Regions from separate parts of the Homo sapiens genome. Here regions 1 and 2 are each linked to region 3. Evidence: chromatin contacts called from ENCODE Hi-C or POLR2A ChIA-PET data. All regions are on one chromosome and are shown on one strand. Each heading gives the region's core, a stretch centred on a gene start or an enhancer-like site at or near the end of the contact. The rest is flanking DNA. Distances are from core to core; before and after follow the strand shown.

What was found. A loop is a pair of places that touch in the nucleus more often than their neighbours do. ChIA-PET counts read pairs that join two places held with the same protein, here RNA polymerase II (POLR2A). Pooled maps may share reads with other maps.
Region 1: POLR2A ChIA-PET joins it to region 3 with 15 read pairs in activated B cell. The contact joins two enhancer-like sites. POLR2A ChIA-PET finds 5 or more read pairs at or near these places in 3 of 52 experiments (AG04450, activated B cell and naive thymus-derived CD4-positive, alpha-beta T cell).
Region 2: a map of naive thymus-derived CD4-positive, alpha-beta T cell shows a loop between it and region 3 (2.1-fold over the local background). The contact joins two enhancer-like sites. A Hi-C loop is called at or near these places in 1 of 168 maps with a recorded cell type or tissue (naive thymus-derived CD4-positive, alpha-beta T cell) and 6 of 50 pooled maps. POLR2A ChIA-PET finds 5 or more read pairs at or near these places in 4 of 52 experiments (PC-3, activated CD4-positive, alpha-beta T cell, activated CD4-positive, alpha-beta memory T cell and 1 more).

Annotation. Positions count from the first base shown.
Region 1 is chr6:14,856,278-14,858,977 of GRCh38, forward strand. No RefSeq gene overlaps it. Among named protein-coding and RNA genes, the nearest start is that of JARID2-DT, 390 kb to the right of the region's middle. RefSeq lists an enhancer at 1,376-1,505. Within about 2 kb of position 1,399, at least 5 of the 41 ENCODE cell types and tissues checked have a DNase peak (open chromatin) inside an H3K27ac peak, as active enhancers do.
Region 2 is chr6:14,733,633-14,736,332 of GRCh38, forward strand. No RefSeq gene overlaps it. Among named protein-coding and RNA genes, the nearest start is that of LINC01108, 450 kb to the left of the region's middle. RefSeq lists an enhancer at 1-416 and a silencer at 2,690-2,700. Within about 2 kb of position 1,304, at least 8 of the 41 ENCODE cell types and tissues checked have a DNase peak (open chromatin) inside an H3K27ac peak, as active enhancers do.
Region 3 is chr6:15,419,870-15,422,569 of GRCh38, forward strand. The region is part of intron 3 of JARID2 (jumonji and AT-rich interaction domain containing 2); the gene reads left to right. Among named protein-coding and RNA genes, the nearest start is that of DTNBP1-AS1, 120 kb to the right of the region's middle. RefSeq lists an enhancer at 2,631-2,690. Within about 2 kb of position 1,407, at least 8 of the 41 ENCODE cell types and tissues checked have a DNase peak (open chromatin) inside an H3K27ac peak, as active enhancers do.

The sequences.
Region 1 (2,700 bases), core at 149-2,648, 560 kb before region 3:
AACAAAATACCGCAGACTGGTGGCCGGACACAGAAATGTATTCTCTCACAGTTCTGGAAGCTGGAAGTCTAAGGTCGAGGTGTCAGCAGAGTTGGTGTCTCCTGGGGCCTCCCTCCTTGGCTTGCAGATGGCGTCTTCCACTGTGTCCTCACATGGTCTTCCCTCTGTGAGTGTCTGCGTCCTCATCTCCTCTTTTTACATGAACACAGTCATGGTGGATTAAGGATCGCCCATAGGACCTCATTGTAACTTAACTACCTCTTTAAAGATGAAATACGGCTCATGCCTGTAATCCCTGCCAAGGCGGCTGGATCACCTGAGATCAGGAGTTTGAGACCAACCTGACCAACATGGCGAAACCCCATCTCAACTAAAAATACAAAAATTAGCCAGGCACGGTGGCAGGCACCTGTGATCCCAGCTACTCAGGAGCCTGAAACATGGAAATAGCTTGAACCCAGGAGGCGGAGGCTGCAGTGAGCTGAGATCGCGCCAATGCACTCCAGCTTGGGCAACTGACTGAGACTCCACCTCAAAAAAAAAAAAAAAAAAAAAAAAAGACAAAATACAGTCGCATTCTGAGGAACTGGAGATTAGTTAGGGCTTTAACATATGAATTTGACGGGGGGGGAGGGACAAAATTCAGCTAAGAACCTGCTTTTCCTGAAGCATCACCAGATCAACATTACATACATGTGTGCACACACACGCACACACACATTTTACGTTCTTCTCTGACTTGCTCAGAATTTCCAATTCCAACTACTGTGTCGGGAGCCAGGGAGGGAAGAACTCCATATGTCCTGGCTCGGAACAGTCTCTCTGGGGTAACCCAATGTCTCCCAGTAAGTGCCCAGTTTTGCAGGGCATCTCCTCTCTCTCCAGGACTCAGCCTACCCACTTTCTGTAGGGGTAGAGATAAGCACTGGCATCCTCCCAGCAGTGACAGGAAGGCCTCAGGCCTCGCTCTTGCTCCTTGCTGTGTCCCCTGCCTGCACCTGGGCATCGGCCTCTGTCCTCACTGCTGTTGTTGCTGAAGCACCAAGGCCGGTGTGACTCTGCGTCTCTTCTTTGAGTGGGGCATCACCCACTCATTGCTCCGGGGACCTTAGCCTTCCCGCCCGCTGACCGCCTGGTCCACCTGAGCTCTCCCTGGTCCCACAAGTGCCCCAGGGTCAGGCTTCATCTCCCTATTGATGCCAACTCCAGCAGCCACCTTCTAGCTGCGTATGCAGAAGACTCTGCCCTTCCCCCGGTGAAGTCCCTCAGTGGGCTCACCCAGCCCACACCTCAGCTACCGTCCACATCTCCCACCAAAACACAGTGTGGCATAAGCGTGGAACCACCGCGTAAGGCTCTCTTCACTGACACGTCACATCCTCTTTTCTTCTCTGTGGGGAAGCCCCGCCTCAGCCTCGGGCACCATCACGGGGGTGTGTGTGGGGGGGTCTCCTTTCATTCTCTGAATGTGGAGTGGGAGCACCGCCCCTCAGTGTCAACTTCCTGCAACTTATCTGAGATGTGTTACCCGCATCTCACACGTCCCCCCACCGGCGCCCCCACTTCCACCCCCGCCTTCAGCAAGAGACTGGAACTCTGAGGAAGAAACTAAGAACACACCTATTCCCTTTCTCCTTCTCTCCTCAGTCCTTCCTCTCTCAACTAGAAGGGTTTTCCATGTCCAGCAGTACAGATAATTTCCTTATGTCAGATTCTCTGTTCTGCACATCATGGTGTAAGATAATAACACCCAGTGCTCAGACCTCCAGGGTCTACTTTTCACAGGCAGATGGAAACTTATTGGAATTTGGGAAATACTTTTCTTTCTTAGCAAAGCATGGACTGGAAGATTCTCTCACTTTGCACAAAACAATTCTAACATGAAACCCAAAGCTAAGCCAGGACTCTTTCTTCTGAGCAGCCTCCTCCTTCTCTCCCCCTGAATTGATGGATTCAGCTCCAGGACAACCTGATACAAAAGTACACAAACACACTGTAGCACTAGCAACTGTGAAACAAATATTCCAGTACATGGCAGGGCGCGGGGGCTCACACCTGTAATCCCAGCACTTTGGGAGGCCGAGGCAGGCAGATCACGAGGTCAGGAGTTTCAGACCAGTCTGGCCAACATAGTGAAACCCCGTCTCTACTAAAAATACAAAAAATTAGCTGGGCATGGTGGTGGGCGCCTGTAATTCCAGCTACTTGGGAGGCTGAGGCAGAAGAATCGCTTGAAGCCGTGAGGCGGAGGTTGCAGATAGCGCCACTGCACTCCAGCCCAGGAGACAGTGTGAGACTCCGTCTCAAAAAAAAAAACCAAAAAATAAATAAATATATATATATATATATATATTCCATTACATCCCCCAGAGTAGGTCAATTTGTAAAAGGGCATTTAATTTATCTGGTTAGCACTGTTTTCCTTAGATAGGCAATTGGGGAGGCAATGGAGAAAAATATCAAATGCATTCATTAATAATTCATTGGTAGGAGCCTCTCTCTGGTTCCTAACCAGAAAGCTTTCGTATCCAAAGAGCTAAGGCAATGACAATGACAGCAGTTATCCTCCCAGGAACATGAAGGCACCCACCATCCTTACTGTTTACTTATATATCTCATTTGGGATCTCATCACTAAGGGTTGTGAAAACTAGCAGAAGAAAACCCTCAGAAAACTTTCAGTATAAGAAGATTGAATTGG
Region 2 (2,700 bases), core at 54-2,553, 690 kb before region 3:
GGCCACCTGAGCATTCTACTCACTTCTTTTGGATGCATCCAGGCCAAAGGCTCAGAGTGTGTTTGAGTTGAGATAGATCTGAGCATATTCAGTTAAATGAGGCCCTCAAAGAGTATGATGGGGAATTATGCCCCACTGCCTCCCAAACTTCAAATGTTGAAGCCCTAACCCTTAGAGCCTCAGACAGTAACTCTATTCGGAGATAGGGTCTGTAAAGAGGTAATTAAGAAAAGGAGCAAAAATGGAGCAAGTTTCCTTCTCCCTTGCGCTATTTCTAAGGTCATGTTATAAAAATCAAATGGAGAATACCTGTCAAACAGTTGATCAAGCAGTGAGGAGAAAGAGAAATAATATTAATTCAAAGGGCATGCTTCAACCCATAGTCAGAACAATCTATTAGTTAATCAAGCAAGATTTATTGATACTCACCAAGAGACTGAATATACAAATGGACAACGGCCAAGCCATAATTAAAAACAACTCCAACCTACAATCTACAGCAGCCAGCCCAGGACACCAACCCATTAGCAACAGCAATCGGCCCAGGAAGCCAGCCTGCTATCATCAGCCAGACCTCTAGAAGTCTAACCACTATCTCTATCAACAAGTTAGGAAGCCAAACAATAACCCCTGTAAGAATCAGCTCCAAATGGCCAGAACTTGACTGACAATGGACAGCCTCCCTGATTTTTGTCCCTGCTTCCAACTTAGGACAAACCAGAGAAAGGCAAATATGCACCCTAAGCAATCACATAGGCATCTGTGCTTCTAGTGAACCACCTCCAGCTTCCCACACCAACAGCCTCCAATCAGCACATACCTGGAGCCTCCCTTTTTTCTACTATGAAGTTTTCCCACTCCTCTGCCCGCATTTGAGTCTCTGCCAAAACACAAACGATAGTAGCTCTGAATAAACAGCCTGTGCTTATTCTTATTTGGTTGGTCTTCATTTATTTCCACACTTCCAAATGCAAGTAAATGTTATGCTAGGCCCTTGAATGGTCAGGGAAAATACAAGGAGATATACGACATGGTCCTTATGCCTAATAAACTTAAAATCTTTGGGACTGGAGATAAAATGCACAAAAAGCAAGAACCACCACCACAATGACTAAGCAAATAATAAAGCCAGTCAGGAATAGTAAGTCTCAAATGCAAGTTCCAGATACTGGACGTAGAAGTCTGGAGAAGAGAGATTACTTTTGGCTGGGGAGGTCAGATATGAACTGAACTTCAGCACACACAAAGGAATTATTCTAGTAATTATTGGGTTCCCCCTTGCTCACATGGTTACTCACACTTGAAAGTTTGCGGTAACAAGAAGGAGCCTTGGCAGGAAGTTTGTTTGTTCCATGACTGCTTTTACTGTCACATGAAGAGTGAGTGGTTGATTTACTGAGAAGTCCCCCTTGTTACCCTTCATAAGCCCCAAGTGAGTCAGGACCTTCCCTTGGTCATCAAACTGGAGACAGGACACCCTTGCCCAGTTAGCATTTTAGTTCAGCTTGCCTGGGTTCTCATTCCAAATTCCTGCCCCCAAATCCTTGGTCACCCCCAAGAGTAGATCTTTATCCACAACAGGCCACTGTTGAACCTAAGGTTTCCCAGAGGAAACCAGAAAAGACTTCCCTTATGTTGGGGTTTTAGGGTACCCAATAAATAGGACCCCTCTTTCCTGCCCAACTTCTGAGCCAATTAAGAGGAATAGGAATCAGGCAGATAGAGGGAAAATATCACCATTCTTTTAAGTTGACAAAGTCTTGGTTGGTGGCTATCATTTCAGGTCCTTGGGCTTGTTAATATTGTACCACTGATGGCAAACAGAAACTTTGCAACATGGAGATTTACCACTTAAAAGTTAAGGCTTGGAGGGGCAGAGGATGTTTACTTTCCTCAGGCTCTTCCCAGAGAGAAAGGAATAGGTGAGGCGTACATCTTCCATTGCTTCTCCCAGGCCGACTGAAGTTCCTCTTCCTCCAATGAAGTGAAGGAGAGAGAGGATGCAGGCGGCCAGGGGATTTACTCAATGGAAACATGTCCCCAATAGAAACAAGGACAGCAGGGAACAAATGTTCCCATCAGCTACCTACAACAGGTAAGGCTAAGTCTCTGTGGGGTTGAGGTCCCTTGCCCCCAGCGCACATACACACACACACACACACACACACACACACACACACACACAGCCACCAATGCCATGCTCATGCTTTGTATAGTTTTGGGATTTGTGACAACTTTTAAGTCTGAGGGGAATGAATGTACTCATGAAGAAAATCTCCACCGTTAAGGAAATGCCCTTGGTGTGGACTAGTGCTAGAGGCACAGACCTTGAGTAGGGAGTCCTGAATTCCTATCCCAGTGCTGAGTTAAGCAGCTCTATAGTTATTCAAGGTCTCTTGCCCTCCATGTGCTCTGTCCTCAGTTATGCACTGGAGATCAGAATACCTGTCCTGCCAAGTGTGTGAAAGACAAGATAAAACCAGAAAGGGCCTCTGAATAACCCAGCTCCACTTCACAGAAGCACTGGGGTGGTTCCATATTCAGAGAAAATAGTAATGTTTTTCTTGAAAAATAGAGTAGATGTGAAGCAACTTTCTGTCACTTCTCAGTACTTTTTTAGCACCAGAGAGTTTATCCAAGGTGGACCCCATCAAAGTGAAACAGAAGGGAGGGGTGGGGAGGTCCCCCTAACCCATAAGC
Region 3 (2,700 bases), core at 157-2,656:
ATTGAGTGTATTAGGTTTGTAGATTTCATTTACTATGGAAAAATTAGAGCCATTATTATTTCAAATATTTTCGTGTGCATTCGTCTCCCCTTTGGGGACCTAATTTTCATATATATTACTCTGAAGTTGTCCCATAGCTCATGTGTTTTGTTCCTTTTTTGATCTGTATGTTGCATTTTAGATAGTTTATACCCTAAATCTGCTGGTAAGACTATTGAATATATCTTTTATCTCAGACATTGTTATTATATTTTAGAAGTTACAGCTGGGCACGCCTGTAATCCTAGCACTTCGGGAGGCCGAGGCGGGTGGATCACCAGGTCAGGAGTTCAAGACCTTCCTGGCCAACATGGTGAAACCCTGTCTCTACTAAAAATACAAAAATTAGCTGGGCGTGGTGGTGCGCATCTGTAATCCCAGCTACTCAGGAGGCTGAGGCAGGAGAATTGCTTGAACCCAGGAGGCGGAGGTTGCAGTGAGCCAAGATCACACCACTGCACTACAGCCTGGGTGACAGAGCAAGACTCCATAAAAAAAAAAAAAAGAAGTTAGATTTTGGTCTTTCCATAATCTTCAGTGTCTCTAGTAATATGCTTATTCTTTGGTGTTTCTTGAACATGTGGAGTACAGTTACAAGAGATATTTGAGTATATGTGCTATTTTTGTCTTCCATTATTTACAAAACAGTTTTGATTGATTAATCTTCCTCCTCATCAGTCATATTTTCCTGCATCTTTGCATGTCTGGTAGCTTTTTATTACTTGACAGACACTAAATTTTTCTCTGGCTGTGGGAAATGTTCGTATTTCTCTACATATTCTTGAGCATTGTTCTGAGATCTGATTATTAGGGAACAGTTTGATCTGTTTGGATCTTGGTTTCAAGCATGGTTAGGTAGGGCCAAAGCAGTGTTTACTGTGAGGCATTGTTTCCCTGCTACTCAGGCAAAAACCCTTACGAGTATTTTACTTGATGTCCTATGGATTATGTTTACCATGTAGGCTAGTAAGAATGGGCACTATTCCTGGTGCTTTTACAATTTGGATACTGTTCCTGCTAATCCTTTCTGGAAATACTTTCTCTTGGGTAGCTTCCTAACACAAATGTGCTTGTTAGTACTCAGCGGAAGACATGAGGAGCGCCTTTGGCAGATTCCATTGTTGTCTGTGTGGCTCTGGCCTCTGCTGTGCTCTGCCTTACACATTATATCACCTTGGCCTCCCCTTGTGTTTCTCAACCCCGGCTCTGCTTGCCCTTTCCGTAACTGCTGCAGCCTGGACATTCTCTCAGGGCAGTGAGCTGGAGGGATCATTTGTTTTCCATCCGTCAGGGATCACAGTATGTTGCTATATGGTGGCCGTTGTTTTGTGTGGATTTTTAGTTCTTTCAGACAGGCAAGAGGTATAAATCCTGTCTAGCTTCACTAAAAGCGGAAGTTCTTTCTGTTCTTTGAATGTTGAATGAGAGTGTGAGAGAGACACGTACCATCAGGAAATGGAACTAGCCACGGTCATAGCTTTTCATTTAGTTTTGTTAGTCTTTAAAAAAAAAAAAAGGTGAACAGCGTAAGTAAGCCCTGACTCCAAGAAAAAAAATTCAAAATTAATAAACATAAGCATTCGGCCTATAATAAAAATAGTAAACTCCATTCCATAATAAAGCCTGTGACTATTAGAAGTCCTTCTTTGAAGCTATGTAATCTGTCTCTTCCGTTAGGAAGAACTGACCTTAGCCTAGATAATATTGTGCTAAAAATTTTTACCTTAATTCTTTTGAAATACCTGTTTTTAAGGTTTTACCACCCTCACTTGGCAGCTGAGTTAATAGGATTTGGATCTAAGCTTTCACATCTATAATGCCTGGACTTTGCCACTGTACCATGTCACCTTCCATAAGTTGTAGCAAATGTAGGTCTGAATTTTCAGGTGTGTGCATCTGGACAGCAGTTGGCTTGGTGAGCTGTACTGGGGGTGGGGGTGCAGTTTGAACTGGGGTCTGGCCTGGTCCACAACTGTGCTGAGGGGCACCTCTTGCTGTCATGCCTAGTGTTACTCTTCAGCTGACCTCTTCTAGTAAATAATCTCTTCTGCCAAGGGATGTATTCCTTCTTTTCTGAAGTACATGAAATGCCTTGCTTCATTATAAACTGAGCGATGGATAGAAAGGGGAAAAGTTTTAGCTTATCTTGAGCAGAACCTACAGCTCCCGAAATCCTCTCTTGGGTCCTCCAATGTTAGAGGTCCTTTTGTTTAAGGACCCTGGAGAGAAGCGCGTCCAGGAGAGGGCCCAGCTCAGCTGACTGTTGTTTCAGGTAGCTGCTGCAAGTAGATCTGTGATTACTTGTTGATTTTAGTGGGTGGTTCTCTGTCCTTCTGGACGAATACTCTTTTTCTTTACTTTTCCTGCAGTGAGCTGGAGTTGGTAGGTTTGGGGTGGCTCACATCACAGTGCTTGCTTGTGCATATTCACCTTTCCCATGGAAATCTTCCAAGTGTGGGAGGGAAGTTTGTATTTCACGCACTGTGCCTTCACCTTGATCAGCAAGGTGAACCTGAGTTCCTGGGTTTCAGTGTCTGAGGTTGGATAGCACAGAGCTAAGGAAGCGTTTTCTGAGTGTGCCAGCAATTCTCGCTGGGCTGTGCATGCTCTGTTTCCTGGAGGCTGCACATGCTGCTCATCGACATTCGTGGTCAGGTTCTT